Regions from separate parts of the Mus musculus genome. Here all the other regions are linked to region 3. The links are chromatin loops, found by intact Hi-C in ENCODE. Cell type or tissue: left cerebral cortex. All regions are shown on one strand. Each heading gives the region's core, and the rest is flanking DNA. Links, peaks and the distances in the headings are about the cores only. Region 1 overlaps Nrxn3 (neurexin III). Region 2 overlaps Nrxn3 (neurexin III). Region 3 overlaps Nrxn3 (neurexin III).

Region 1 (10,493 bases), core at 3,313-8,312, 170 kb before region 3:
CGCTGGAAAGCAGGCTGTAGGTAGCAGCTATAGGACTTCTTTCATTGCTATGGCAACTGGACTCCATTGTCATGGCTACCTTGGCGCTACATGTAATTGTCAGTGTGTGAGCTAAACTGATAATACACAATCAATACCCCATAAACTACAAACCACATGTTGAGCTTGAAAGAAGACCTACAGAAAGAGGTAATTTGTTATTTTTTTTTTTTTATAATTGTGGTTTGAGGCAGACATATGCTATTGTGGTAATCTATACATTTTGCTAGAAGGGAAGGCAGTGAAGCCTGAATTGAACTATCGGGATTGAATCATTCACACAAATGGGCAAGTCTCTGTGGCCAAGGGCAATTATTGAACAGGAAATAGAAGAGAATTAGTTGGTAGTTGGAACTCAATGCTTTGGAAGAAAAATGACCCACTAGCCCTCTCTCTGAGAATCACCTGCATAGGAGTTTAGAACAAAGCCTTCTACCAAGGCACTGGGGAAACATATAGCTGTGCACGACTCTCTAGTATACTCAGTGAGATCATCTGGGAGGGCTTGTTACAAAGCAAATCACTGGATGACACCCCTGAGAAATACTGACTCAAGAGGATTGAAATGGGTCCTGGGAATTTATTGTCCACCCCTTAAAAACCACTGAGTCTCTTAGCAGCAACTCCCTACAAGTACATTTCCAGTACAGTTCAAAGGTAGATGTTTTGGAAGAGAACAGGCAAAGATAAGAGGAGGTTTCTACTGATGCTGTGATGATGGATGTTAGCCCAGAGTCCTCCATCGATACTCTCAGAAGGTCAGTACTCTTCTGATCATCATACTCTCAGAGTACATCACTCTTTGTATGTGTCCTCCTTAGGAGTGCTAGGTTTTAGAACCCTCCAAAAATGAGCCAAGAATACACAACGCCAAAAAGGATGGAGTATACCTTTAAAATAAATTATTACCATAGGTTGTGAAGTTCCAAAAACAAGAGTGAAGTCTTAAGGATAATGAAGGTCGGAGCTGCATTTCTTCATAGAGAAATGCTTACCCTTGACCTCCCTAGGGATGTATCAGTGTAGGAAGCCTTCTCTCCAGTTGAAAGTAAACAGAGAGCAGGCACAGCCTTGAGTCTGAAGGACCTCTTTGTAAGGACACTGCTGAGTGAGAGAAAATCACTGAAGCAGCTTGGGCCTGAGCAGAGATTAATGACTTTCCAGGAGCCGCTGACTTAATGACATTCACGTCTAGGGATAAAGTCATTGTAGCTTTGGGGCTCCAAGGTCTAGAATGATACTAAACAAGAAGGTGTGCATGCAGCAATAGGGAGATGGCTTAATATATAAAGTGCTTGCTGTGCAAACATGAGTGTGATGGTTTGTATATGCTTGGCCCAGGGAGTGGCCCTATTAGGAGGTGTGGCCTTGTCAGAGTAGGTGTGTTACTATAGGTGTAGGCTTAAGACCCTCATCCTAGCTGCCTGGAATTCAGTCTTCCAGTAGCAGCCTTCAGATGAAGATGTAAAACTCTTAGTTCTGCCTGTATGATGTCAGTCTAAATGCTGCCGTGCACCTACCTTGATGATAATGGACTGAACCTCTGAACCTGTAAGCCTGTTCCAATTAAATGTTGTCCTTTATAAATAAGACTTGCTATGGTCATGGTGTCTGCTCACAGCAGTAAAACCCTAACTAAGACAATGAGGACTCAAATTCAGACCTCCAGCATCTATGTAAAAACCACAACCACAGTGACTTATGACCCCAACAGTGGGAATGAAGAAAAAAAAAATCAGGTTTATTGGCAAGCCAGTCTAGCCAGTCTAGTCTGTGAGTTTCAGGTTCAGAGAATTTATATTAGTTTTGGAGGAATCAAACAACCCTTTCACAGGGGTCATCTAAGACCATCAAAAATGCACATATTGGCATTATGATTCATAACAGTAGCAAAATGACAATTATGAAGTAGCAACAAAAATAGTTTTATGGTTGGGGGTGTCACTGCAACATGAGGAACTATATTAAAAGGTCACTGCATTAGAAGGCTAAGAACCACTGCACATGAACAGATAAAGTAGAAAGCAATAAAGCCAACCTCTGATATCCATATATATATATGTATATATATATATGTATATATATATATATATATATATATATATATATATATATATGTACCCATGTTCATACACCACACATAGAAAGGCAGGAGGGTGATAGTAGGGAGGAAAAGGGAGGGGAAAGAAGACAAGAGACGAATGAAACATATTTGGGTAGAAATAAAAAAAATCCATGTACTTAGACATATGCATTCTTATAAACAGTTGTCAGTTTTATGGGTTTTGTTCCTGTTTTTGTTTTTCTCTTATATCCTAAGGGCAGGATCTGGCAGTATTTACTAACATCAAGTTTCATCATTGGAAATTTACTTCCAAGCTCAACCATGGGAGAAGAGTCAAATTATAGTAATAAATTAGTGTCAAAGCCTGCAGATGTGTCAAGGAGCTAGACAACCACGTTATGAAAGTAAATGTTATTTTCTCTTATGTCCATAAGAAACAATGTCTGTCTCAAGTGGTCTTAGAAAATGCACACTGGGTTACCAATAACAACGTTGATTAAAAGAACTTCAGCCTCTACAGTAGGAGGCTAAAAATGATAACATGGCATTTTAAATGATCATACCACACACACACACAGAGAGAGAGAGAGAGAGAGAGAGAGAGAGAGAGAGAGATCACTAGACACCTAAGAAATAAGCTCTGTGTTTAATTACAGGTAGTTATATTATTTTCACATTCAATCTTACTCATGTGACAGAGCCATGTTCTTTATGTGTCCTTTCAGGAGTCGCCTCTGTCCCTATTATTTGGAAGTGTATGAGAGATGCAGGTTATCCTCCCTGCACCGACCACATCAGGAACCCTGAGCAGGACACAGGATGGATGGAGCCTACTGGCTGATACCAAAGTAGCCCATGCTAAATCTCTTTCCTCCCCCACCCCATTCTCCATCACAGACTGTAATGTACCAGGCTGGTTTTAGTAGCAACACTTTTTGGAAATGGCAAACTGTTCTTCAAGGAACACATCCACCTCAATATTTTATTTTTATAATGTTTCATGGATTTTTATCTTAATGTTTACACATTTCAATTTGGCTCAATTTCTGTAGCATTTTGCATCATTGTGTGCTGTTGCTATTGGGTGTTTGCTCTTCCATTGTGTCTTTTAATGCCCATGCATTGATGTTAAAGAAGTGGATTGGGTGAAGTTACATTCTGTGATTAGTGAGTTAGGGATTAAATAGCAGAGAGCTCAGATCGTTATCCTTTATCTTATCCCTTACGATGTTCCTGTATAAGCACACTCAGTTCAATCCTAGCTACTTTAAAAGTCAACACTAACAATGGAAAACAAACTCCATCTACCACAAATGTGAAAGCAAACAATACTATTTTACTCTCATTTTTGTTGTTACCATTAAGCAATTTAAGATCCAAATGGTTCTGCAGAAATCTCCCACTTCTCCAATGCTCCCTGGTGCCTCTTCAAATGCAAATAGACCTTACAAAGATACCTCCTGAGAGTCCCTTCTTCCCCATGAAACAATTTGCTCATAAATTAGGTGTAAACAATCCCTCAGAAACCCTGGATTGCAGCACTCAGTACCCAGTTTGTTTAGGGAAGATATATATATATATATATATATATATATATATATATATATATTCCTTCATATTCATTAAAATTAATTTGTGCATTTTCTAACAAAATCTTATCTAAGCATTTTAGCTGTGAAACTAACTAGCTAAATATCCCCAGCCCTCCCCACCTTTCAAGAGATTATTTATTTTCTCTTTGGGCTGATAAAGTTCTGATGGCACATTTTCTAATTTTAAAAAACATTTTCATTTCACACTTCTGAAAAACTTGCAGTCAGGAGCGAGCGGGTGGGTCTGCTTGAAGTGTGATTCACACCCTAGGCTCTCCTTCCCCAACAGCTCATGCATATTTATAAAGCCAACCAGACTTCAGGTTTTAAACATGCCCAAGGAAGAGACTATTTTAGAGGAGCCTAAATAAGTGCGCTGTGGCTATGCAGCACTTTGTGTCCAAAATATCCCTCCTATTTACAAATGTTAACCCATACTTTCTAAAGATAAAAGGCAAGAAACTCTCCTTACCTCTATCACATCTATAAAATCCTTACTCACAACACTGTTCTTGGGGCTGGAGAGATGGCTCAGTGGTTTAGAGCACTTGTTCCTGAAGAGGACCTACAACTGATTCCCAGTGCCCACATGGTGGCTCACAACCATTCATAATTCCAGGGGTCAATGCCCTATTCTGACTTCTGAAGATACATGGTAGGCATGGGCTATGCAGGCATAAATGCAGATACAACATTCATTCGTCGACATGAAATAAACTAAGTAAATCTAAAAATAATTTTAAAGAACGTCCCTGGAGATATCTAAATAGTTTCTAAAATAGGCGATAAAATAGGAAATCTACTTAAAATAGGAAAATTGTTTCCCATTTTCCAAATGCATCATATTTCTCCTTTCCCTTACTAGAGTCGCCATTCAGTCATTCACATGCTCATTGGACAGTTTAGAGGCACCATTACAAAGATCCTATGATAAAGCAAAGGGTCAGTAAATAAGAATCATTGGGAAAAGGGCCACACATGATAAATAATCAGAATAACGAAGTCGTGAGTGTTTAATACTTTTCTAGATAGGCTTAATGAAAAACATGCCAAGAACAGTGACTCTTTAACCAAACTTGGAAGTCTAGAGCCTATATAAACAGGCCAGGACTGGCATTTCAGTGGAAGCAAGAAACAACCTTGTGTCTAGAGACCCAGACTATCACAATGCACTAGAAAACAGCAAATGTCCCCTTGATGGCTGGAGTGTTGACTGCGCAGTGCAAAGGGTGGGGCTCAGACTGACTAGAAGAGTAGAGACGCAGGGAGACGCAGCTACATCCCTCTCCATAGAGGAGAGGCATCATGCTAGAAACCGGTAGTGTGTGCTTCCCTAAACCTCACTCGACGTAAGGAAGCACCAACCAGATACAGAGCCCCTTTCGATGATAAAATAACTGGAAATCCTAGGAGAAATCATACTTGCATTTAACTGCTCACAAGCGAGATGGGTTCTGGCAAAAGACAAAACACTCGGCTAAATACTACAGTTAATGGCCCTTCGCCTTATAACAGGTTTGATTTTTATGGCCATTCAGTTGTTGCTATTGAGTATTTAAAATGTGCAAAGCCTGGAGCTAAGCTCTGGAATCAGATAATGCAGTTTGGAAAACCCACTGGCTTGCTTTCTGTTTGGCTGTTTTGTCTCATGTTTTTTTGTCTTCCTTCAGTTTGTAAACTTCCTACAGGAAAGCAACAACACCTCTTTCAAATGGAATCGCGCACTTGCCTAAAGCGCTACTACAGTGTCGTGCGTGCTCTGTACATGCCACAAAACGCGTGTTGATGACATTCAGTTTCACGACTACAGCGTTGTTTTGTAACTTAGCCAGGAAACAGCGAAGTGCTGTGATTTAAACAACATGCCACCCTACTTCTTCCCTGCCAGCAACACAGCCCAGGAGCCAAAACTCTGGGCTTGGAATCAGATGGCTGCGAACATTCTGGGACTCAGTTATGAGCAGGGAGGAATCTTCCCTGCACTGAAGTAGCCCACACTTTGCACATGTGCATCGAAACCACGCAGCCTTCTCATTATCCCTCCTGTAGACACGATTCATTTTCTTAATGGGAAAACATACATTTACCACCTGCTTTAAAAAGAAGATACTTAATCTAGTTATTATAGAAGAGAACTCCATAGTGTTTACTACTTATATGAAGAATTCACCATGGATCTTTTGGCATTTATACTTTTTTTTTCCTATGAAGAAGAACTTTTGATAGTTCAGTTCTTTTATCATCAGACGGGGAACAGTTGCATGCAAAACTTCAGCTTACTATTCTTTATCCTCCTAAACTTCACTGCTTACTGTTCTAACTGTGACTTCTTGTCCATCATTCAAAATAAAAAAAAAAAATCTACATCATTGTACTGTGCACAGGAAAATTTGATTTCTTTTGCTCCCTCCCTTCCTCTTTGACTGTTGTTTCTCTCCTCCCCACTGTGGCAACCTTGATTAATAATTTATATAATTCTTCTCTTCCTCCATTGTTAATTTATTTTGTAACTTAATAGTACATTGTAAAAATGTTTCTGTGTTACTTGTAGATCAAGATAGACCAAAATCTTTGTTACCAAACAACTGCATACCAGTGCTGATATTCACTATTGTTTACCTAGAAAGTCCACTTTTCTCAGTATGAATATTCACTTAACCTCTCTTCTTCTTTTGAACCAATCAAAAAAAAAAAAAAACCAATAAAACCCTTGGGAATAAATGTTTAGATAATCATATTTTTATTTTGATGAAATAGGTGTCATGTCTAGGATTTCTAGGTCAAAGGATACACACACAGACACATAATTGTATGCTTGGAGTTCAGTGAAACTGCCATATGAAAGTTGCTCTTTTAAAGAAGGAAAGAAGCTATAGTAGTTTCTTCCCAGCACTCCAAGCCACCATAAAACCTACGTGGACTGGATGACTATAAAACGCTCTCACTGTTTCCTAGACGCACAATTTCATGAATGTGAAGGCAGCTTGGCTCCTTTCCTCCGGGTATAGTATATGCCACGTGCAACATTTCTATTGCGAGTTTCTCGCTTTGCTTTCCTACTGAGCTGTTTTCTTTAGGTGTCGGTGTGAAGATGCCCATGAAAAATGTAGACATTTCCCTCACTTGCTCAGCATGCACTCTGACCCATCTATCCAGCCTTAGTGTACCCCTCGTCTCCAAAGCTAAGGAGCTACAGTCACAAGGGTACAAATGGGTCATGGTGAAGCCAACCAATGCAATACTTAGACCCAGACGTTAGCAAGTGCTCCATATACCTGGAGCCACCACAGGAAGTTTCTGTATCCTTCTCCTTCAAAAAAATGCACACTTGCCCAGCACTTTGGGCTTGTACCTGAGGTGATAAACATGAAGAGGAAAGCCTGTAGTGCGGCCTGTCAGGCAGAGATAAGTGAAAACACCTCGGGATGCCACATGAGCTTCTGTAGGGCTCAGGGTTGCTTATCTTTAGGTTGTTTGTTACATGAGATAAAAGAAAACACAGTGTGTTTAATTTGCTTACACTCCTCATACACATATTCTATTATAGCATTCTTTAACCATATTACTTACATATTAAATTTGCTAAGGGTATATTTTGCTATTAAAACAAATTGTTATATTGTAGATTTTTACTTTAAATGCTATATATGTAAATTATATACACATACATGTATGTATGCATATATAACATGCAGGCATCTAGGATTTCCTGTACTGGCTAGAAACCTGTCAGTCAATCACTAGGTTATGCAGATAATATAAATTTTTCTTGAATATTCTTCTTTTAAAGTTATTTCTTTTAATTTATTTGAAATTTGTTTACAAGGTAAGCTAGTTATTTAATGCACGTTTATTTCATATGGATAGAAAGGTGGACTTTTACCATTTGTCAAATAAATATTTCCATCCTCCACTATAACAACATCTTTGTAAAATATCAAATTCCCACATATGCTAGGGACAATTCTGGAGGCACTCCACTCAGTGCTTTTTATTAATTCACTCATCTCTATATCAAAATCATACATGACTACTTTTCTTAAAATGGTTTTATGTTAGTATTGTATCAGATAATACAGGATGATGTATCAGATGATCCATCTTCAAAATCTTCTCTAATCCATGTGAACAACCAGACAACGGAACACATTGGACAGTGAAACAAACCAGTGAATATTTTCTTTAGCAATGCAGGAGATAAACACTGTTTTGCATTTGGCTCCACAATGTCAATTTTCAAATTAAGAAAACACATGGGCTCTTGTTGAATGCATTGCTAGATATTTTAGATTTAAAGATATTATCATTTTCCTACATCTCATCATCCCAGACAAGGCAAACACCCACCCCTCTTTGTCTCTTGGCTGCCTTCTTTTCACTATCTATCTTTCACTTTCTCTTCTTTTCTTCCCTTCCCTTCCCTTTATTTTTCTTCCCTTGGCTCCTTTTACTAGTGTCCACGTGCACATATGTTATTGGTAAAGGTAATAGAATGGAAACGCAAACTAAAATGGACACGATGGGGGGGAGGGGTAATTTTAATCTCTTTTCCCAGAAGCTTTAGAAGTAACTGTTTTGTTTTGATTTGTTTCATTTTGTTTTTTTTTTTCTCTAACCAATGTAAGCAGAGGCAGGGGAAGCCCCAGCACCGAGGCCAATTGAACACTGTAGTCCCTATTCAAACTAGCACTGCATGGCTCCAGCCTTTCTCTCAGCTTTTCTCCGGGTACTTTCTCCAATGATTTCTACACTTCCCACCTGTTTCCCACTTAATCATTCATTAGACTAATTAACTCAAATGCCAAAAGGGATAAAAATAACTCAAACTCTGCTCCAGTCAACAAAAGAGGTCTTTTCTGCACTGGGTATATCATCTAGAATGTAGTCTTCATTTTTTTTTTTTTTTAGGTCTGTTGAGATACAACATAAAACACTTCTTTCCTGTTTTGAGCATGCTGGGGGAGGGGAGACCTCCTTCCTGAATCTGGGCTGCACACTAGGTCACTGGGTCTTATCTCAGTTGGAAGTGTTTTCTCAGAGGGACACAAAAGTCAAACTAAAGCAGACAGACACACAAGAGACCTTCCGATTCTGCTCTAGAAGCAGGAGGTTTTTGCAGGTGTGTTTGTTTCTCTTGGCTATAGGTTTCCTCCCACGTGCTAGGTGAAACCAAAAGTGAAAGACAGTGCAAACCACAGCTTGCCACAAACAGTGCAGCCACCATGCTATCAGACCTGTGCTGAACACATTGTCTTCAGCCAGGATAACTTCCCCGCCTTGGATTTCAAAGAGTGCTATCATTTTGCATGGCACTCCAGCAGTTGGGTTAGGATCAACCATAGGGAAAACCTATACAGAGCATCTTTCACTGACTTTGGTTTTATCAAGTACAAGAAACTAGATGAGACTGGATGAGCAGTAGAGAAGACACCACCAAGCATGACTCTGGGCATGATTTTAACTGCTTCAGACTTGTAATGTTGTAACACAACTGAGGATGTTCTCTTAAAGTCCAACTCTATCATAAAAGAGAGAGAGACAGAGATAGAGATGGAGAGACAGAGAGGAAATTTGAAAAAAAAAAAAAGAAAGAAAATTTGCAGGGGTCATATTTAGCTTTAACTGTCAATGTCACATAGCCAAGAGTCACCTGAGAAGTGAGTCTCCTTTGATGGATTACCCAGATGGGATTGTCCACTGGACACATCTGTGGAGAATTGTCTAGATTGTTAATTGATATAGGGTGGTACCGCTTCTCTGTGGCCCTGAACTGTTTAAGAAAGCTATAGAAGCAGGAACCTGTGAGTAAGTGAGCCAGAAAGCAGTGGCTTCCCAGGATTTCTGCTTCCTGATCCTGTTTGAGTGCCTGATTTGACTTCCCGCAATAACAGTCCGTGATATGTGAGCCAAAGCACAAGCCTTCTATGCCTAAACTTCATTTGGCCATAGTGGTCTATTGTAAGAACAAAATAAAACTAGAGTGTCGGTCACTTACCTTTCCTCTGCCTGTCCTGTGTCACTGGAGAATCACATAGACATTATGTGTAAGAGATTTAATTAAGGTCAGAATTAAAACATGGAGCCTGTTTCTGTGCCTGGGGGAAGTCAGTGCATGTAGTTTTGAAGTGCAATTTCAAGGGCACAGTGAAATCTTATAGAAGAGTGAGTTTTTCCTACTAATTGGGCCCTAAGTGAGGAGCCCATGTATTTCAAGGGGTTCTCCAAAGGGTTATTTGCATTTCTCCACCTCAACAGAACAACGTATCAAAAGAGAAATAATCCTTCCACTGAATAAAGTATTTTGAGATGTGATGATTCTTGATTTTTGACAGGTTCAGAGAGTTTATCTAGGGAAGCATCGATTAGTAGCCCAAACCCTTGAGGCTGGACCAGTTCAGGCACCAAATGCCCAATTCCTTCTTGAAGTCCTGAGCACCTCCTATTCCTGCAGGTATTACATCAAGATGAATCCATGTTCTTTTAATGTATTTAGTGCTTCTCAAATACTTAGATCCTGAAAACATACAGGCAAGAAATATCTGGGGACAAGACAGGGCGGAACAATTCTAGACGCTTCTGGATGAAACTTTTACCTATCAAAAAGTGTAAACTCCCAATATCTTAGCCAATGCTGTTCATTAGTGAAAGAGAAATTTCCCATCCAGATCTACCATTTAAACATCAGTCAAAGTTCTAATATCTTCTTTGTGGTGGTTTGAAGGAGAGCTGTCTCTGTATACTCATATGTTGGAATGTTTTGTCTCTAGTCGGTGAAACTGTTTGGGAAGGATGAGAAG
Region 2 (10,493 bases), core at 2,350-7,349, 260 kb before region 3:
TTTGGCCCTACCTTCCTCCACAGTTTGTACAATGAAGAAGCACTTGTCTTTCACAGGGATCAACATAGTTACAGAGTCATGCCCAAGCTGAACACACCAATGTTTTATTAACTTATATTGTAGACAGACCAACGCCTGGCCCATAAACACTGTTCTCTGAGTGACTACTTGGTAGAGGGATACATGAAAAGTGGGTGGGGAACCTCAAAGAAGAGATTGAGAAAGGAGAAGAAGGATATTAGATTTCAGTTTTTAAAAGGGCTCATTCCATCTTGGAGCCCTAGCCAGAGACTATTTGTGGGTACACCAGTACCTTATTAATCTTCTCTTCCAATTTTACAAATGATCTCAGCATCACCCAGGCTGCCCTGGACTTCACACAAATCTATAGCATAATCAATAATTTAAAGATCACCTCCAAGCAAGGATAAGAGCATATGTGAAAACTCCCAGCTGTTCTGAGGATTTCTGTTTTTTTTCCAACTGCCTTTGAGAGAATCCCACCACAGGGCAGGGTGGTGGGGAAAGGGGATGGCTACTGATCAGCAGGATCTTGGAGGATTTGGGAAGTTAGGCAAAGCATTAAAAATGGCAAGCTTTGCTTGTTTGTTTGTTTGTTTTAAAAATCTTTCTTGAGTCAAAAGAAGGTTCTTGGATTCAAGGCTTTAGCTTTAATTTTAAGCCAGCATGAAAGGCAAAAAAAGGGAGGGAGCCTTAGCCAAACTATTCATGACAACTACCCCAGTTGCATGGGTCTATGCCCCCTAAGACCTGCACATAAGACATACTTATAAAAGCAATGCTGACCTAAACTTGGCCTTGAACTAGAAGAAAGCCAGTGTATTTCAAATATGAATGGGAGGTGAATATTACTGGAAAGCTCTGGGGAGTCTCGGGGTTGTTTTAGTAAGTGATGCTATAGGTTGCTCACAGCTGGGATTCAGGAAGAGAGCCAAGGTTGGGATTTACTGTTAATTGCTACTTCGCTTGATTTTAAGCTTAAAAACATGAATTAAATATGGAGGCCACCTATTTAGTATCGATATATTCAGTCCCCAAGTCCCAAATCAGTGGGATGGGGACTTCTTAAAAGAGGACAGGCAAGAGTTAGAATACAGAAGCTTTCTTATCTTCACCATGGCAGCCCCTGGGGTTTGGTGCACCCTGCAGTTCAGTTGGATATGAAAGGTTTGTGAGGAGTCTCTGGCTATTTCTTTATTCTCTTCTTATCCATCAACCTGAATCTTATCAGTTGCCAGGTAATGAGAAATCACAATGAAAACCCGTCAAAGGGGTTAGAGAAAACCCAAGCAGCAATCTTAGCATAGATGAGGTAAGGGGGGAAAAATTAACCTGTGTATGAGTCGACCCTTTTGGAAAGGAGGGGTGGAATTTATAAACTCCTCAAGTACTCTGCTCTGCAAATTCCATCACTATTAGTACTGCTTTTAACTGTTTACATCTTGAACAACAACAAAAAGAAATAGCAAGACCCTGCTAGCCTCTAACCTCTAACTAATGCATAATCTTCATCTCCCTGGTGATCATTTACACTAATTAGCAAAATTTAGCTAATTATTGCTCAGCGTTTCTGTGCTTAATTATGGCTATTAGTAATAGTCTGTCTGGCTTCCCTCATTTCAACCACCATCCCAGTCTGTCTCTTCCTTAGGAGTTAAGTTTCCATCTTAATGAAATTTCTCTCTCTCTCTCTCTCTCTCTCTCTCTCTCTCTCTCTCTCTCTCTCTCTCTCTCCCTTTCTTTCTCCTCTCTCTCCTCCCCTTCGCCTCCCCTCCCCCTCCCCCTCCCTCTCCCTCTGTGAGTGTGTCTGTGTGTAGCTCTTGCCTGGTCTTTTGTGGTTTTATTTGTTTTGTTTTGTTTTGCTTTAAAGAGAGTCTATAGCAGACCCAACAGAAGTCACATAACAGCAACCAGGTTACAAGGAAGCATTCCAGCATTCTCTCAGTCACAGGAGAGCCTTCTACCAAGCCTTACAGGCTCTCAACTACTTGACAATTCCACCACATGGGATTTGAAAAGAGGGAAAGAACCGGCATGCGCTGGCATTCTCTCAATGTGTTTCCACTTAAAACGACAGACAGCTTGGAGCAGGAGCCCCTAGCTAGGAACCAGTGGAAAGAATTACTTTCCTAATGGAGCCTGCCTACCTTAAAATACAAGTCATGACAGGGCCCCTAGAGAGGTTCACAGCACAGCTCACTGGAGGGCTGCTCAGGCACTCTCCCGTTCCCCTCCTCATCAAAGTGGAGTGCATAGTAAACACTTCTTGGGCTGATTTACTACAGCAAGCTCCTGCCTTGGCTGTAGACATCAGTCTTTTTTGAGGGAGCCTGCTCAGAGCTGAGTATATGTTTATGAACCACAGGTCTCTTCCTCCAATAGCTGATGCAAAGAAGGTTGTTTGAAGCAAAAATATATCATACATGGCTTGTGTGAACTAACCATTCATGCTGACTTTAATTGAAACATCATTTGCATACATGGTGAGTCAAAGCTGCTATGATTTACAGGGCTTAATTAAAAGTGGTTTAGCCTTATCTGACATATTGCTTCCTCACTAATAGCAATATTAGATGTGTGTTTGGTAGGGCATCGCTACTCTTTCCAACCTACATACAGGAAAATAAAAAGCTAACCAAATGAAAAATAGCATCCACTGTTTGTTAGCTATGTTTTCTGCCTTCTTTGACTCAGTTGTTCTCCCTAGATCTTTATCACATAGGTAACTTTATAGCAGTTTCATCAACTTCAGGCTGATGCCCAAAGGACTTGCTGTCAGCTATTTCTTCACAACCAGCCCCGAAACAGGAACAGAGAAAGGACCACGAGACCAGAGAAAGGACCGGTGAATTAACGTAAGGTGAATGATCGACTTTCCAAATTGTAGCATCATTAGGAGTTGTTTCAGCTGCCTGCCATCAGCAGGTTGGGGGAGGAGAAGGTGGCAAAGGGTAGAAAGTGTGTTTGCCCTGCCATGAGCAAGAGTGCCAAGGAGGGGAGAGCCTTTTATTGGAAAGTGAATGGCTGAGAGCAAGCAGCATTTGCCTGTAAGAGAAAGTGACAATTTTCCCCTTATGCACATGCAAGCCATCTCATAATTTTAAATTGAATTTTTTCTGCTATTCCCATCCTGGAATCTACCTGAAAGACAGTGGGTTAAAGATTTGCAATGACCCAGTAAAAGATAAAGAGCAGAGAGACCCACCGTGCCCTCCTCGAAGGGAAACAGGGGAGCGATAGATAGAAATAGGCACAGAGTGGTGCTTGCTGCCGTGGAAATGGTGTTCCTGCTGAGAGTGAGATCCCGGAGAGGAAGAGGAGGAGGAGGCTACATTAGAAGAACTCCACACAGAGCTGACGATACATCCCCAGAAGAGGGACCAGATCCCAAGCGTCCAGGCCGGCCGGCGAGGAGGGCTCCGTCTTGGGTGGATTCTCAGGTGCATGGTCAACGCACTGGACCACTACAGATGGGCAGTTTAAATTCCAGCCAGTGAGCAATAACGAAGTTCATGATGCCCAGAGGCCCATCATAGCAGGAGGAAGAGTTGTTCAATTTGGGGATGAGGGAAGCAATAAAAGCTTTCGGGGAAATGGTGAATCGGTTTAAAAAAAAAAAAAAAAAGAAGAAGAAGACAAGAAAAAGAAAAAAAAGAAACTACAAAAAGAAACCGAAGATTAAAAAAAAAAAAAGATAAGGCAAAGCCTTTCCCCCCTGCCTTTTCCTGGAAGAGAAATTTAGGATGCAAGAGTCGACCCAGGTACAGCAGACCTGGAAAGCCCTGGCTTGTCACACATTTCAGGGAAGGACCCGCGAGCTTTCTTCCTGCTCTCTTGGTACTTCAAGTCCGATGTACTAGCTGCATACTCTGGAAAGCCACTGGGGAAAGGTGGAAACGGAGAGAGAAGACAGAGCAGGAAAAAACCAAGTAAATTCACGCTAGTTTTTCCCAACATCCAAGGAGTTTGGACATTTTTCTTTCTTTCTTTCTTTCTTGTTTCGACTTCCAAGCGATGCAATGCAGAACTGCCAGGCAAAAGGGGGCTGCAGGTGGAAGAGTTCTGCTCCCGGGAGTCTCTGTGGATGGGCGCGGAGGCTGTTAACCCTGAGTGTCCTGGATGAGCGCCACGGTGCAGCCGCCTTAAGTCCTGAGTTCCCAATAGGTTGAAAATCAGCCAGCAGCAGTAGCCAGAGAAAGGGATCAAGAAGGGCCAGAGGAAAAGAAACAGCACTGAGCTAGCCACCCAGACCAACGTAGCAGAAGGTGGAGAGGAGCAGGGTAGGCGCAATCAGGGAGAGCGCTAGAGGAGGTGGCTCGCGGATGACAGAGGTGGCCGAGAGCAGAGCCGGTACCAGCAAAGTGCGCGCAACTGGGGAGGCACAGGTGAAGTGAAGCAAGGAGTTGGGGAGTCAAATTCACAAATGGGCAAGTCATATGCAAATAACGCACTCCGGAGAGCAAATCAGTACAGCCGGTGTGCTCTGCCGAGGGACTGGCTGGCTCTGGAGGAGGGAGGGGTGGAGCCTCCAGGAATCCCGGCCCTCCCCATTCAAGTGTACGCTAGCTCGCGGCTGCTTGTACACACCCGGGCACCAGCCAGAGCTCTCGCCTTGCTCTCCCTCGATTCCACCCCGCTGTGCGTGCGCCTAGGAGACCCACAGCCCTCCTCTGCTCAGGGCCCCGGGGATCTCCCTTCCCGTTCCTCTCCTAAGATCCCTAAACCCAACTCGGCGACTAAGGCACCAGTGAAGCTTTTGGCAGGAATATACCTCCAGCCCAAGTGTCCCTAAACCAAAATAAACCCTGAGTCTGCAAGCACACCGGACTGCCTGTGGTAGGCGCCCGGCTGTTCTCGCAGCACTTAGGGCGTCCACTCTCCGGCGTGCATCTCTGCTGAGACTGAACAAGAGCCAATGGACACCACTGCTAGGTCAGTGGATAGATGATAGAATCCGTGTCATCGCTCACGGAAGGAAAGGTTATGGGTTGGGTGGCTCAGGGACTCTTCAGAGTGAAGGAAGTGTTCCGTGGCTACCAGTCTATCCTAAGATGTGGCTTCCACCCACCCTGGACCCTTGGAATTCGGGATCCAGAGGCTAGCATCTTCAAGTCAAATCACAGTAAAGAAGTGTGCAAAGCGGAGGAGTGGCTGGTCTGTCCCTGACTTGCCCAGAAGATAATGTTTCAGGCGAGTAGATTCTCACTGGTGCTGGGTACCAGAAAGTACTAGTTAAATCTGGGTAGGGGATGCGTGCAGGAGTAGGGAGTAGTGGTGGCAAGGAGTAGGAGGGGAGGAGTTTGAAAAGGGGTTGTTCAGGGGTGGGTGGGGTGTGCAGCTCCTTTCAAGGCAATCTGCGACTCCAGGAGGGGCCAGAGCCCTTTCAGGAAACACTATCCACTATTTCTACTACCTCCACTGAGTGGGAACACAAACACAATAGAAGGACATTCTTCCTAGGCAAGTCCTTTCTATCTGAGCCTTACTAGCAGAGACTCTGCCCGGATCATGCAATTTGATTCTGAAGGAAATTAGGGTAGGCACACTATACACACACACACACACACACACACACACACACACACACACAGAGAGAGAGAGAGAGAGAGAGAAAGAGAGAGAGAGAGAGAGAGAGAGAGAGAGAGAGAGGCACACACACATTTAGAATAAAATGCTTACAAATTGTACACATAGTACCTGTTACATATAATTTTGCTCATTGCAAAAAAGGAACAAAATATTAAACATTACCCCTGAGAATTTACAATAATTCTTATTCTTATCAGCTGCTTCTTGATTTAATTTCCCCCGAGGATTCCCATTGCACTTGGATCTTGCTCTAACTCTGTCACACAGTCTTCAAAAGGACCTAGGTGACCAGGCTTCTGATGCACTGACAGTTCCATCAACTAGACATTCTTGACTCACTTCTGTCTGCTCCCCAGACTTTCTTTCCACCAGTTGAATGTACCTAGATATTTACCAACCCAAGCCTGCTCGGATTTTTTTCTCTAGAAGGATTCCTTCAACATTAGCAGGGTGCATTTGCTATGCTGTTTCCTTAGAACATTTTCCTGCAGGTTTAGGCACTGCCATTCTGGTGGCTATCCTACCTTGTTGTTCCAATTCGTTTCTTTTCCAGCATTATTGGCTTTCAGAAGTCACTTCATCTGTTCATGAGCTATATCCTTAGAAAGATTAAGGTAGATAGGTTCTCTGATGGCAGAGCCTTTGTCCAACTCTCTACCTCATCCTCTGGGTGTGGCACACGGGTATCAAGTTTCAGGATCTCAGTAAATGTTTGCTGAATAAATGAACCCATTGAGCCAATTGCCAACCAAGGCTTCGAATCTATTAGCTCTCGTACCATGAGTTTCAGTGGTCCATTTGTCTGACTTTAGTGACATTGATTTCCGAGAGACAAGCCTTCCAGAGTTGATATACACAACACTTATCCATCTCATGGTCTCCTTTTCCAACTTGGCACGGACAGGAGACTGTTGGACTTCATCCCAAGGAAGCAAGGGGAGCCTGGATGGACATTCCAACTAATTCTCTGCCTGGTTATAGAGGGAAAATAAACCCTTGACTCAGAATGGGACCTGCAAGCTCTGCTGGTGCGATACAGCAGGAACTGTTCATTCCAGGTCCTATCCTTAGAACTTATTTATTTACTACTCACAAAATGTCAGAAGAAGCAGCTGTAGATTCCAGGGAGGGAGACTCCATTTATGAGCATAGTTGAGTGAGGAGAGGACTAATCAGATAACAAATTCAAGGCTGCTTTATATTGCTTGTACTCCAAAGAGCTGAGCTACTGCCATCCTGATAAACTACATAGCCCTCCCCAATATAATACACTGTTAATTTTTCCATATGTCTCACATCCCTCCCTCTAGTCAACACCTTCTTATTTATATGTCTTTTCGAACTCCCGTTCTTACAGTCTATTACAGTTTATATTAGGCCAGCATAGTTTGAGAATTTTATCTATGGCGATAAGTTGATGTCTTCTAAACACCTCTTACAGCTAGAAAAGTAATCATCACTGCCCATCATGGGTGCTCCTTTTCCCTCCTGCATTCTGTCCTCTTCTGGGCTCTTTTAATTGGCATCTCCGGCACATCAAACAGCGGAAGATGCGGGTCCACTTTTAAGATGGAAAAGGGAAGAAATAGATTGGAAATTGTTATTCTCCCCACAGATCTTAAAGGAGAATAATTTCATGGGAATAATCCACCTTAGCTCCCATGTGTATATCCCCCTCATGACACCCAGATGGAAATCCTTAGAATCCTGCATTTCTGAGTGGAACAAGGTGTGTAAACTCCTATTGTAGCTAGATCCACAGGGGCAACAGCTGGGGTTCTTGGGTACATTCAACTCCAGAGTTTGTCATCCCAGACTCCTCTCCTGGCCCTTTTAATTTTGCCTCTCTTCTCTTCTTAGGAGACCATCCAGAGTGGAAGAGAGCATTTCCTCTTAATTCTTTACCTTACTTTGTTCATCGCCTCAGCTTCCAAGGAAGTCTAAGGAATCCGCTGGCTTCTAAAATAAGCCTCCTACTTCTACTTAAAGTGTCAGGCGTCAGGAACCTAATGTGAAGTTGCCTTGTCCGTCGTCCCTCACGGTGCATTTTATCTCTGCACAAGCCTCCTCTCACTTGGATAGGCTCTGACGTGCCACTTCACTGTCAGCAGGAGATACCTGTCAAGTTCGCCACTGCTGGCACATCTAATGTGATTGCAGACTTAGAAAGACCAGAAAAGCATTGGCACAGCCTGATTCTGTGAGACCCAAGACATTAAGTGAAGACCTACTTTAAAAAAAAAAAAAAACAAAAAACAAAAAACAAAAACAAAGAGTAGAAATCCTTACTTGCTATCTCTACACAGCTCCAGTAGGCAGTTTGGGAAGAGAAAAACAAACACCAACCTCACCCGACTAAACTCTCATAATGTACAGTGAAATAAAAGTCCTGAAAAATACAGGTGACTGTTAACATGGCTATAAATATATCCAGGGGTTCTTCCAGTGACACCATAAAACAGTCGAACATTGCTTTATTATATGTCAGGGGATTTATTTATAGTCACATAATTCATTCTTCTGTTCATTTATTTAAGAAAGCCATCCTGCAAAAAGACCGATTTTGAGTAAGTTTTCCTTTTGGGAGTATAAAAGAGAATTTTTTTTTCCTTTTAAATATCACTCCGACATGAATTTGATTTAAATGAAGAGGACCGTAGCATCTTTGTACAAATGTGTGCCTCGGAGAATGCTTAGGTTGCTCTGGTATGTTTTACCTTCTATTGTTGAGAATTGGATGCATGAAGAGAATATGTTTTATCTATGGCCACACTCCCTTGAGCACACCGGATCTCCTCTGTTTCTTTACATCATCCTTCTTATAAACACCATTATTCCCTTGTCCTCCTTGTGGCCACAGAAGGAAATTCAGGCATTTAAGTATTGAGCCAAATCTCTTTACATTTTCCAGATCTTTTGAGTTTGATCAATGGGCTTGGGAATTGTTTATAGAGTTCAGATTTTTATATATCAATTCAAGAAAAGATAAAAAAATAAACAAACACTTCTTAGCTAATTCCAATTGAAATCCAAATGAAATAATAATTTATTAACTAAATATTATGATTATGATCATATTATTATTATTATTATTATTATTATTATTACCTCAAAGACAGGACCTAGTTCTTCCTAGTGGTCTGCCACAAACACCTGATAGTCTGTACTAAACTGCTTCTAGCAATTACTGATCTAAACTTCTCATCTTTGCCACTGTGAAAATCTCTATCTAGTTTTGAGGAACTAAATAAAAGGAATTATTGTTTCAAAGAACCAACAGAATTCTTTATTTTCTGAGTAGAGTACTGGGGCATTGCACATACCAAAGCAAACACTCTCCCCCTGAACAACAGCCTGTAACCCAAGACTGAGTGATGTCTATTGCATATTTATAGGATATATCACCCAATCAAAAGTTTAGCATGCATTTTGAGACTTGATTTAGGTTTCAATGTTGGGCTGTGTTGCTTGGCAGCCTGAATTCAAATCCTAATTATTAGTTGCTGTATAAGGTTTCAGAGTACCTTTGGTTAGGTTCTACTTTGGTCTCCCTGTTTTAAAATAAGAATACTTTTACAAGATATCTATAGATTCAAACAGCTAATGCATGTGAAGTTTTTACCAATTGTGTCTGACATACTGAAAATGATCAGTATCAATAATAATGACAACCATAATAATTCTTCTATTATTATCCTCATTTTCTCTAGAAGACATTAAGAGGTCATTCGTGCAGTTAGCACTTTCCTGGTATTTACTCACATCTTACAGGGGTAACCTCAGCAACCCCAAAATACAAGTGGAAACTATCTTCTGGGTGCTCCCAGCATGCTGACTTGTCTTTGGCAGAAAAGACACTAACTCGATTTCATTCTTTTTACATCTGTCTTTCAAATGGGCTCTAAAGTAATGGAGATTATAGCCTGACCCGAAACCAGATAGTATCAGCAACTGAAGTCCAGCATTGTTTTGTAATTGTTTTCCAGGGCAGGGTGAGGACTCTGTGGGATCACAGTTGGTTTTGGGATCCGCAAAGATTCTTCTTTTTCATGTTCTCACTGCCTTCTCTCAAATGCAGAATAAATTCTAAACAATTGGCTTTCTCCCTGAAAGGTACACTTTCCAAAGCCTTATTAATTTCCATTGACTTTATGAAGACTTTCATTAGCATTGAATAGTCTTTCTAAAATATTGATGAGCCAACCTCTGAACTGGGCTACTTAGTATAGAAAGTCGCAGCCCTTGTCCATCACTTTAGGCCATCCCTTACTTTACTCTATGAATGTTAAATTTATGCTTACCAGGACAAGATACTGTGTAAAATACAAAAGAGCCAATGATAAAGAGTTTTCAGGCCTTAGGGAGCAAGAGCTGTAACAGGGTAAAACCTAATAACCTCCCTGAAGAATCATAATGTAAATGCCACAGCAAGTGTGAGATTAAAGGTGTAAAGCAGATATACATACCACCCATCTTAGTGAGGGTTTCTGCTGCTGTAAAGAGACACCATGGCCAATGCAACTCCTTTAAAGAAAAACATTTAATTGAACTGGCTTACTGATTGTGAGGTTCAGTCCATTGTCATCATGGTGGGAAGCATGGCAGCTTCCAGAAAGGCATGACAGTGAAGCAGCTGAGAGTTCTACCTCTTGTTTCAAAGGCAAGTAAGAGAAGACTGACTGTCCACCCCCTCAGTGATGCATTTCCTCCAAGAGGGCCATATGCACTCCAACAAGGCCACCTAATAGTGGAACTCCCTGGACCAAGCATATTCAAACCACCACACTAGCCAATGGAGTTAATGTATTCTGTCAAGAGGAAAAAGATCCTGGATGGATTCACACACAAGTTGAAAAATCAGAAGATATCCTATGCGTTACTGT
Region 3 (10,493 bases), core at 1,750-6,749:
CCAATGGTTACAATCTTAGGTTACTTGTGTAAGCCATTATAATACAATCATATAATGCAGATTATTTTTAACTGCCTACAAAATAGCATTTGAACTTGGGAATTTACAAGTACTAATGGACTTTCCAAGAGTACAGGAACCCTTTCTGACTTGGAGGACATTTGACTCTGAGTCTTACTCAGTGAATTTTATACCTGTAAACCTGCAAACTCCATTAGCAGAGTTCTTACTGCAAATCATTCCTCCCTAACACACACACACACACAGAGATACACACATACTCACACACACACATACACACATACACACACTCACACAGATACACACACATACTCACACATACACACACAGACACACTCACACAGACACACACATACTCACACACACACAGACACACATACACACATACAAATATTCTCTCTCTCACACACACATACACACACACACACACACACACACACACACACGCACAAGCACACACACGCACACGAAGAAACTTGCTTAGCAGAGGTTAAATGAGCCTGGTCAGAGCCTTTACAAGGCCCCTCTGTTCATAATCTGGAAGAAATAGTGAAAATACCAAGCAACCCTTAAATAATTAAGTCAAGGAGCTTGCTGGCTCTTGCAAAATCAATTTTTTAATAGGCTGGAAAGTTTCAGAAGGAAAGTCAAGCTCTAAAATCACCCTGAAGTCTAGGAAACTGTGACACAAGCCACAGAAGCCTGAAGTCTAGATGCTTTCTATGGCACTATTACACCTTTTAGAACATGGTGATGGATGCATAGGGTTATATAGCTAGTGTATGAGCTTTTTCTTTAAGGTCTCAACTATGTATTTTAGAAAACAGCTCATATTAAACTTGTACTCAATCTCCCTAATTCTAGACCCTAGCTACTTCCCAAATTTCTAGCTCCATCCCATGTGAACATCATCATGGCCCAGACCACTCAATTCTCCAAACACCTATGCTCACATTAGTTATACCTGTATCTCTTCTTCCTTGTGCAGTCTAGTTGTTCTTCTAGACTGTCTTAGCTACCCCACTCTGATTTACTGCCCCTTCAATGTCTTCCTGACTCTCACTGCCTTCTACCAGCCATGCACACTGTCTTGTACAATGTCATCTCTTAATTGTTCCCATCAAGACAGACTGGGGAACCCATCACACCCTAGGCATTGGACACTTTTAAAGCAGTGTTAAGACTACTGGAATCTGTTAAAAGTCACCTGTAGTGGTAATGTTAAGTTATTTATATTTTAAGTTCTCTCTCTGCCATTTTCTTGTTTCAAAAAGCAAAAAACAAACAAACAAAAAAAAAAAAACACACACACACACACACAAAAAAAAAAACCCACCAGAGATGGAGCAGTTCTAGATGTTCTTGCTGTGTGAGTCTCCTTGAGCAAAACCACAGTCAGTCACACAGGCAGCTGCACCACCCTGATGCTAGCCCCCATGGTCACAAATGTCTTCAGATAGCCACATTAAAAAAAAAATTAATTGCCCTGGCTTCTGCAGGCATATCACAAAAAGTGCTTGAAGCAATTTACACCATATGTTTTACAATAATAAGCCATAGATGCACTACATCTACCTTGGCAAGAGGTGGTATACTTCCCCTGGGCAGGGGGTGGGGAGGAAGCTCACGACTGGCCCAAAACATAAGACTTAATGACTGTGAACGACACTCGATGCAAGACTATGAGTGTCCAAATACCCATGACTGATCCAGACACCCACATTTCAAGCTATGTAGGCTCACTCTGGGAATCAGCTGGGAGCCACTCTTGCTTCGCTGCTTCCCCCGATGCTACAGTGTGAGGACCAAAGCATTGCAGGTTAAGCTGGAAATATGAAGAAGGATGTAGTAGAGAAGAGTAGGGAGTGCTGGGAAGGCAACAGCAGCTTGAATGCCCAGCTCATGAGGCAATGGACCCTACTCTAAGGCAGCAGACTGATCCTTCAGGCTCAAAATCAAACTGGATCTTCTGGGTGGGGCTGTGTGTAGCATCTGTACCTTGAGAGTGGAATGAACACCATTATAGTCAACAGCTTGATTCCCTCTGGGCCCCTGGTGTGGCATGTGTCTTGTGTGCATTACCTAGTGGCTTGTCAGCTGAGAATCCATACTACCTGGTATCACCAGCGTCCATACAGCTTCAGTTTCTCAGTGGTGGGTTTCCAAACAGCCCAGCATATGTTCATGGCTTCCAGGCATAGACACATCTACAAACACAAATACTAATGGGGTCCAGCTACATTGAATTAAGTCCCAGTGACTCTCATTGTGTTTCCTGTACCTGGTGCTGGATTCTTTGAACAGCCTTGTTTGAGAACAGCATCCAGCTGCCCAGCTCTAGACCTGAGGGCAAAGAACTAGCAATCATCATTTCAGTGCTAAATAAATGGGGCAGAGGCCTTGGTGTGTTTGTCTGAAAGATAGAGGGGAAGCTACCTTAGAGCCCCAGACCCATCACTGGTAACCACTGTGGTGCCACTTCCATGTAAGCTGCCAGAAACCACCTAGTGATCTTGTGCAGGAATTCAATGTACCTAGGATCCTGACACCTACAGTAGGAAAAGCTTGTGCCTGAATAATCCCAGCCACACCCAGTGGAATGTCATCCTAAGAGAAGCAGGTGATCCATGCCACACTAGCTAGAGCCACTGGTAACTGAAGAAGCAGCATCAAGGGAGAGAGCCATCATGTCAACAGCAAGGAAAGTGGAGGTAGAGCTGGTATCTTTTATAGATATGGCAAAAGAGTGGAGAGCTGGCAAATGGTTCTAAGGTGCCAGAGAAGGAATACAGAGACGTGGAAGCCAGCAGACATCCAGGTTGCTAACATCTCTTGGTCTGCAGCCCTAGGCTAAGAGTGAGAACTGAATGTTGCAAGAGGTCAAGTGGTCATGATGAGTACAATATTAGATGTGTATCTACTTGCCTACTGCCCCTGCTCTCGGATGCCAAACATTGGGGGGCTACAATAGATCCTATAGCTGAGTATTTAAATAGCTTCTTATCTACCTCTAATTTCTATTTATAATGTCTCTCAAACCACTGGCGAGTTATACCCCTGGATTTAGAATTCTTGGGGGATGGAGTTTATCTTTCATCTCCATCTTTCCACTGCCCAGAATCTTGTTTAGTACATAGTAATATTCAGACAGAAACTTCGTGCTTTGGACAAATTCAAGGAAATTACAGGGTCATGCCTTGCCTTTTCTGTTTTCGTTGATAACAGACTTTAAGAAAAGGAAAGCACTTGTTGAGCTGTGCATGTGTCCTAGAGCAATCTCAAAAGCGATCGTCCTTCATTGGGAACCTCAAATGACAGACTCAGTTGGATGGTATTTTAGTCATTTCTCATTCATGCCATCTATTTCCCACACACTGTCTGTAGGAGGAAAGGCATTTTTGTCAGTGCTTCCTGTTGAAATATCTGCTCATAACAGGAACTTACCTGATTCCGAGTATCAATGCTCTTTATCAAAATACATGAGTATGGTTTATAACAAGGACACTGACAAGAGCATGTTGAAACTCTCCAAATGTGTTTAATTTTCTTGCTTATAAAGAAGGGTCATGACTGAGAAAAAACTCACATTGAGAATATCCACTGTTTACTCCTCTTAGTCCTGATTCCCTCCATTTTCCCTTGACCAACATGGGGAAAAGGAGGAATTTAAAAAAAAGCAGAAAAAGAAAAAAAAAGATCCTATCCATTAAATTGACCAATGGACTCACAGTACCCTCTAGTGGACAAATGGCAAACATTTATTTGTTTATTTGTTTGTTTGTTTATAATGTATGCACAGGCTTTCCCTTTTAAACCTAATACACTTTTGGCTTTGCTCACACGTCTCTTGGTATCTAGTGATCTTACAAATTCTTCTTTTTAAATCTACACTAAAAATGAATTGCAGGCATAAAAAGAAAGAACAAACAATTTCTTTTATTAACATCCAAACCTGCTAACACAAACACTGGGGGCCTCTACATAAATAGAGATGTGTGGGTTGGGCACCATCTGTCTATACTCCTGTTTGCCAAGTATCCTCTTATAGCACTAGGCATTTAGGTGACCAGTGTCTGGCCATCTAGACTATGGCTGGATTCTATTGCATTCCTCTGTGGGAATGTGGTTGTAATCCTACCTTGTATCTTTGCATACAACAAGGTGATATCATAGAGAAAGGAACTCATTTCTCATAGGTAAAGCTGGATTGCCACCTCCGTTCCCTGTCTCCTAGCTCTGTAACTTTTGAGACGGCTATCCCAAAGATTACATCTCAGTTCTCTCTGTTGAGGTAATGGTAATCAAATGAAAGACTATAAACAGAATCAAGAGGAAATAGATTAGTCTGCCGTGGTCTGAAGTCTTAGAAAAGTTTCCCAAAGTGTTTCTTATAAGTTTTATTTCATTTCTTAGCTAGTACATTCTAATTTCTATCTGATTATATTCATATGGTAGAACAGGAATCATAAAAATAGATTTCCACTAAGGGAAAAGTGGCTTCCCTGTCTGGACTCCGTAAGTCTTTAGTCATTTGGCAAACTTCAACAAATAACCGGAAGAACATTATCAGTCTAGGGATGAGTTCCCCTCCAATTGGCACTGGATAATCTCCTCTAGGGATAACATGTGTGAAGTGCAGATATGACCAAAATGGTGATGAATAGGTGGGTGAATAGTTTGTTAGTTTTACAGTTGTCTTTTAAAACAAACAAACAAACAAACAAACAATCAAAATCCTTTCCCTCTGAACTAACACAGAAAGAGAAGTGAACATTACATTCAAATCATTTTTTTCCAAAATCTATAGCTGAGGTACTTCGTAGATTTCATTTTCCTAATCAAATTTAGAGGCTATGTTGAACAATAAAGCAATCTATTATGACATAGACATCCCCCCCCCAATGAATCATTTGAATGGATCAAAATAAATGAAATACTCAAAGAAAATGACACTACAAATTCTGAAACATTAGTAGTTTTTCTAGACTTCCTAATACTGAGAATGGTTGGGTTATTTTAATGATATGTATCTACCTGAATCTTTAAGAAATACTTACATTTCAATCATAGGAAGAAAATATTTGTGTTCATATTCCTAAAAAGAAATCATGAATGTCCTAAAATCGCATTACATTTGCTGGCCTATATTATTCTCTTGTCAAAGAAACCTTCATTTAACTCCAGGGCAGAGGAGACGGGACCCACCACAGGCTTGTGTAATAAAGAGACAGATGGCCTCACTGGTCACCTGTCAGCAGAAATTATTCACAGAGGAGAAAATGAGCAACAGAGACTGAATAATTCTTGTGTGTTTTGATTTCATAATCTCAAGCCATCCTATCTGTTTATAAGGTGAATTTTAATCAGAGCAGGAAACAAAGTTGGGGAGAGGATAGAATATTTATTGCAGCCCTCACCAGAGGTGGACGGCATGAAATATTCTTCTTTGATCATGATGGATGGACCCTTCTTCTATAAACTGGAAAATGAATATCCTCTCCATCCCAGCCCTTCTCTACAGACTTCCTGGGGAAGAGGAGGGGATCTCTCCTGTCCAAACCTGACAACTGAATTTAATCATGCGTGTAAGTAGCAAGTCCCCATGATAAGCATCCCACTCACCCTGAACCACCAGCACCAATGGAAAGACTTTAACTTACAATGTGGATTTCATTAAAGAAAACAAAAATGGGGAGGGGCTGGAGATGGAAGCTGGTTCTCAAATATTCATTTGTTTATAGTTGCATATAATTTCCATGTTATAAATTGCAAAATTGATTAAATAAAACAAAACATTTACACTTACTACCATGGCAAAGACGATTTTCTTTAATTTCTGTATACTTGAACTTCCTCATTATCTTAAAATTAAGTCATGATTTTTAAAAAAAAATAGTATGGCTATTTTAATTTGGGTGACAGAGTATAATAGATTAATTCATAGGAATATTTTTTAATTTCTTAAAGAGAAATAGTTTTTTTCTTGAGACCCCAAAATATTGAAACATACTTCCTTATGCAGATATCTAAAAGTGGTAGGGTTTATTTTCTGAACTTCTAAACAAACTCATCGAATCTATGTAACCTTGGGTTGTCCTTCTTTAGCCACTTGACAAATCCTCAACTTTCTAAGCCATGGGACCAGAAAATCATAGGATTAACACAGAAGCAAATCATACTTTACCTTATGCCTACCTTCTCGGGGGGTGAGGGGGTAGATGACCACAATTTATAAGTTCATCCCCCTTAATCCAATCATCAAACACTTTATCTTGCCTTCTGTTGTTCTTTAACAAAGGGGAATGCCAAGGCTGCCTGATGGGACATAATCCCCTGGATGGAACAGAACTGACCTGTATTAGCATCATTCCACCTGAAAGCTTAAGCCCAATACAAGCAACTGACAGCAAAGATGACCCAGGTCAACTGTGAGCAAAAGGTATAGTAAGGAACCGGAGCTTTGCGTTTCAGTGTGCACAAGCTCTCACAAAATTATGAGAATACGGTGCAAGAAAATGTAGTACTGATGTCTTGAGAATTCTTACAGCCAACTGGAAATTGCAGTTAAAGGGAAGAAGGAGTAGAAAGCGAGAAACCTAAAATGAGAGTACACATCCCTCAAGCCTTTGCTACATAAAATTTGGGGGTCCAGAATTCTATAATATTTGCTTAAGGTCAAAATTTTCTTATACTGCAGGGGAGATTATCTATACACTCCAAGGGTCAAAACTGTGTTCCCATAAAGATGAAATAATGTACATATTTCAAAGGGATGCAGGAACTAATAGTATTGAATGCCTCAAGCACTCTAGGTGAACAGGTATTTGAAGGAAAGGTCCTCTGGGCTCCCTGGAATTTCTTCATGATAATTGCCTAGAGCCGGGCAACAGTAGCAGAACTTAGTTCACATCAGGGAGAAAAAAATGAACTTGGAATGAACTTTTCTCAGCCATACACAGTAAAGGATATTAAAATTATATTTCAATCAGAGAATTCACAATTCATTTTACTAGAAATCATACAGCAAACATTATCTGATACCTCTAAGTCCAACACGTAGCTGGAATTTATGAGCTGTCCGAGTAACACAAAAAGGTGTTTAGTGCCTATATGTAGATTTCTTTAACGTATAAGATCTATTAATTATAAATCCAAGCATATATAAAATAAAAAAGGAACAATAATCAGATCTTCAAGTTTATAAATGGAATATATTTATTACATTTTAGCCATCCTACCAATCCTTTGATTATTAGACTTTACTATCAGCCTTTGGGTGGCTTGATATTTTTTTTAACTTGAGACTAGACCTAAAGCTTACAGTGTCAAAATCCTAGTGTCAAAATGCCCTTTAGCCTGTAGGCTCCTCCTATTGCTTTTCCTGGCTTCACTCAATGTTCTTTGAAACTTTCATTCAATCCACTCTTTCACAAACTGAGCCAGGCTTTGGCTCTTTGCCCTGAGCAGATGAGTGATGTTTACTCTCCACACAGCTTATTCTATGTTCAGCTGCCGCTCACACACTGCCAGCAATTCTTCTAAGCCAGGTCTTGATCAACTCATACCCTTGTGCAAAATCATCCCTTAGTACTTGTGATGGTTAATTTTGTCAACTTGATACAATCTAGAATCACCGGCCAAAAGAGTCTAATTGATGGATTGTCTGGGCTAGATTTCCTGTAGGCATATCTCTGGGAAACTATCCTGATTATTTTAGTGAAGATAGAAGGCATGGCCACTGTGGGTAGCTCCATTCCTTATAAAGGGAATCCTGTGGTTTTATAAAAAATAAAGAAAGGGAGTCAACCACCAGAATGTATACATCAATTCATTGGTCTATGTTCTTGATTGCTGATGTAATATGATCAACTGCTGCCCCAGTTTCCCAAGGATGATAGACTGTAAACTGAAATTGTGAACCAAATCAATCTTTTCTTCCTTAAGTTGTTTTTGCAGTGGAATATTATCACGGCAACATAGAAAAAAAAAGTAGGGCAATTCTTTTCATCTGAAACCTTTTGCCTCCAGAGTCTTGTGGATCTCACTTAATAGGGTACCACCGCTGTGATTCCTCCTTGCTTGACTACAATTAAATGTTCAGTTCTCCAAGAAGTCCCTGGTGTTTCCCACCATCCTTCCCTGTTCACATTGTTTGTTCCACATAACACTGAGCTTGGGCAGAGCACATCAGACATAAAGATAAAATAAGAAATGCATACATTGGACCTCATGTCCATAAAAATGGTACATATGGTTACCATATAGCCCACTGAACTTGGGCAGAGCAGATCAGACATAAAGATAAAATAAGAAATGCATACATTGAACTTCATGTCTATAAAAATGGTACATATGGTTACCATATAGCCCACATTACCCTGGTTATGTGGACTAATTTGAGATATATTTGATTTTTGAAAGATAGAGGAAATAATTAAATATAAAGTCATTTTTTAGAGGAAAAAAGTATTTGCTTAGAAAAGAACATGAACAATTAAGTACAAGAATTAAAATTTTATCACAAACTTTAGTATATAGCATTGTGATTTTGCTGTAGGCTTCCCTCCAATCCCCTTTTTCTTCTAGTACTCAGGTATCCCTTTAACATGCCCCTCCTTACATAAGAGAAGCCTGTTCCTCTGGCCCTTCCCTTCTGTCATAAAGGAGAGTGGGAGATAGAAAGGCATAATTATATATAACACTATCCGGACAAAGTTGACCTTTGTTATTGATTAGCTAATCCTAGGAAATGTAGTATTCTTCTTACAATGCACTTCTATGTAAAATGTAAGATAAATGAGGTAGTTACACACACACACACACACACACACACACACACACACACACACATATATATATATAATATATATATATATATTATATATATATATATATGTAACTAGTATAAATAATGAATAATCATAACAAATTAATGACTGTGCCTAGCCTGGCTCATTATAGCATTTACATCAATCCCCTATTTGCTTCCAAACTAATATCTCATTATTATCATTATTACAGTTCAGGTCTTAGATGTTCCCTGAAGTTCTAAACATTGACATTTGGTGCTCTGCCTGACACTCCATTGAGAAGTGGTGAATGGTGGAAATTCATGGAAGGACATTAGATCATGGGGGCTGTGATGTTGGAGAAGACACTGGGATCCTTCTCTTTCTTTTTTTTTATGTTTCCTGGCTACCATAAAGTGAAAGATCTTTTATATCAGTTGTTTTCAAATTTCCTAATGCTACAACCCTTTAATATAGTTGTTTATGTGGTGACCCCCCCAAACATAAAAATATTTTATTGCCACCCCATAACTAATTTTGCTACTATTATGAATCATGATGTAAATATGTGATATGCAGGGTGTCTGATATGTCAAACCAAAATGGGTCATGACTCACATGTTGAGAACTGTCTATACCAAATGTTCTGTACTGTGCATTATACTGTCAAAGCTTCATAGCCAATTGAGCATGGTCCAAACCCTCTGAAACTGTGAGGTAAAATGACCATTTGCTATTTTCAAGTTGATAATTTCAAACATTTTGTCTGCCATTGCTAGGTCATGGTAACAAGTGTAATCTTCACCATCAAGCTTCAGATACATTGCATATATTTATGAGAACTGCATTAACATTCACACTCTGCCAGATTTTATATAAAGTATCAGCAATACAAGGGCAAACAAGCAATTTTACTGACCCTATAGAATTCAATGTACACAAAATACTGGATGGGCATTTGTGACAGGTACCTCATAGAGAGCTAGGTCATTGAAACAAGTGAGCAAGGAAGCCAAACTTTTGGTGACTGGCACTATACTAAAGCAATTTGTAATTGAAATAATCAAATAGTCCTGATCCAAATTAGAGAAACAATCCATTTCTGAACAAACATGTAAAAACTACACTAATACCCATTAGTTCAAGGCCCACTGAGCATTCACAGGTGAACAAATGAAGAGCATGGGTCCAACAGCCAAAGAAGGTTTGGCAAAGTTATGTTTTCTCCAGGTGTTAAAATGTGCTAGAAGATTTACAATGAAACACTATGTTAGAAAGAAGTCCTAAAGAATCTTAATTACTGCGCTGTGGGGATATATGGTATTTGAATGTGAAGCTACATTTTGACAGTAGGAGATATGAAAAAAGGCTCACATTAGAGGACACCTGCTGGAGAAATGATAAGCAAAGCAAAGAATAGAGAACAAGATGACTGTGGAACAGGAGAAAACTAGGACAGAATTTAGAGGAAAGGCTAGAGTAGGTACAAAAGGAAACACATTCAAGACATTAAAAGAATATGGATTTGCAGTGGGACAAAGTGGCAAATTCCTGACATTCAGCCATGAAGCAAAGGGTTACAAATCAATGAGGGGAGGTTGACTTGACTTTGGGTAAGAGATGAGCGTTCTTAAAACAAAGATTATAGAATATTATTGAGTGTCTTTCCTATTACTGACTAGG

The links. A loop is a pair of places that touch in the nucleus more often than their neighbours do. Peaks named below come from ENCODE experiments on the same cell type or tissue, not always from the same donor. Only the 100,000 strongest peaks of a DNase experiment are listed, where the experiment ranks them.
Region 1: it touches region 3 in a loop (2.0-fold over the local background); 2 of 42 quality-filtered maps call a loop at or near these places.
Region 2: a loop joins it to region 3, with 2.6 times the contacts of the local background. A loop is called at or near these places in 2 of 42 quality-filtered maps.

Annotation. Positions count from the first base shown.
Region 1 is chr12:89,717,732-89,728,224 of GRCm38, reverse strand. The region is part of intron 14 of Nrxn3 (neurexin III); the gene reads right to left. Among named protein-coding and RNA genes, the nearest start is that of Gm40538, 690 kb to the left of the region's middle. In left cerebral cortex, for the core only: no CTCF peak of the experiment used is centred there; DNase peaks (open chromatin) are centred at 3,992 and 5,597.
Region 2 is chr12:89,806,374-89,816,866 of GRCm38, reverse strand. All of the region lies in intron 14 of Nrxn3 (neurexin III), which reads right to left. Among named protein-coding and RNA genes, the nearest start is that of Gm40538, 600 kb to the left of the region's middle. In left cerebral cortex, for the core only: CTCF peaks have their summits at 3,969 and 4,854; DNase peaks (open chromatin) are centred at 3,335 and 4,556; H3K4me3 peaks cover 2,865 bases; H3K27ac peaks cover 1,859 bases.
Region 3 is chr12:89,548,495-89,558,987 of GRCm38, reverse strand. The region is part of intron 14 of Nrxn3 (neurexin III); the gene reads right to left. Among named protein-coding and RNA genes, the nearest start is that of Gm40537, 580 kb to the right of the region's middle. In left cerebral cortex, for the core only: a CTCF peak has its summit at 3,757 (motif pointing left); a DNase peak (open chromatin) is centred at 4,035.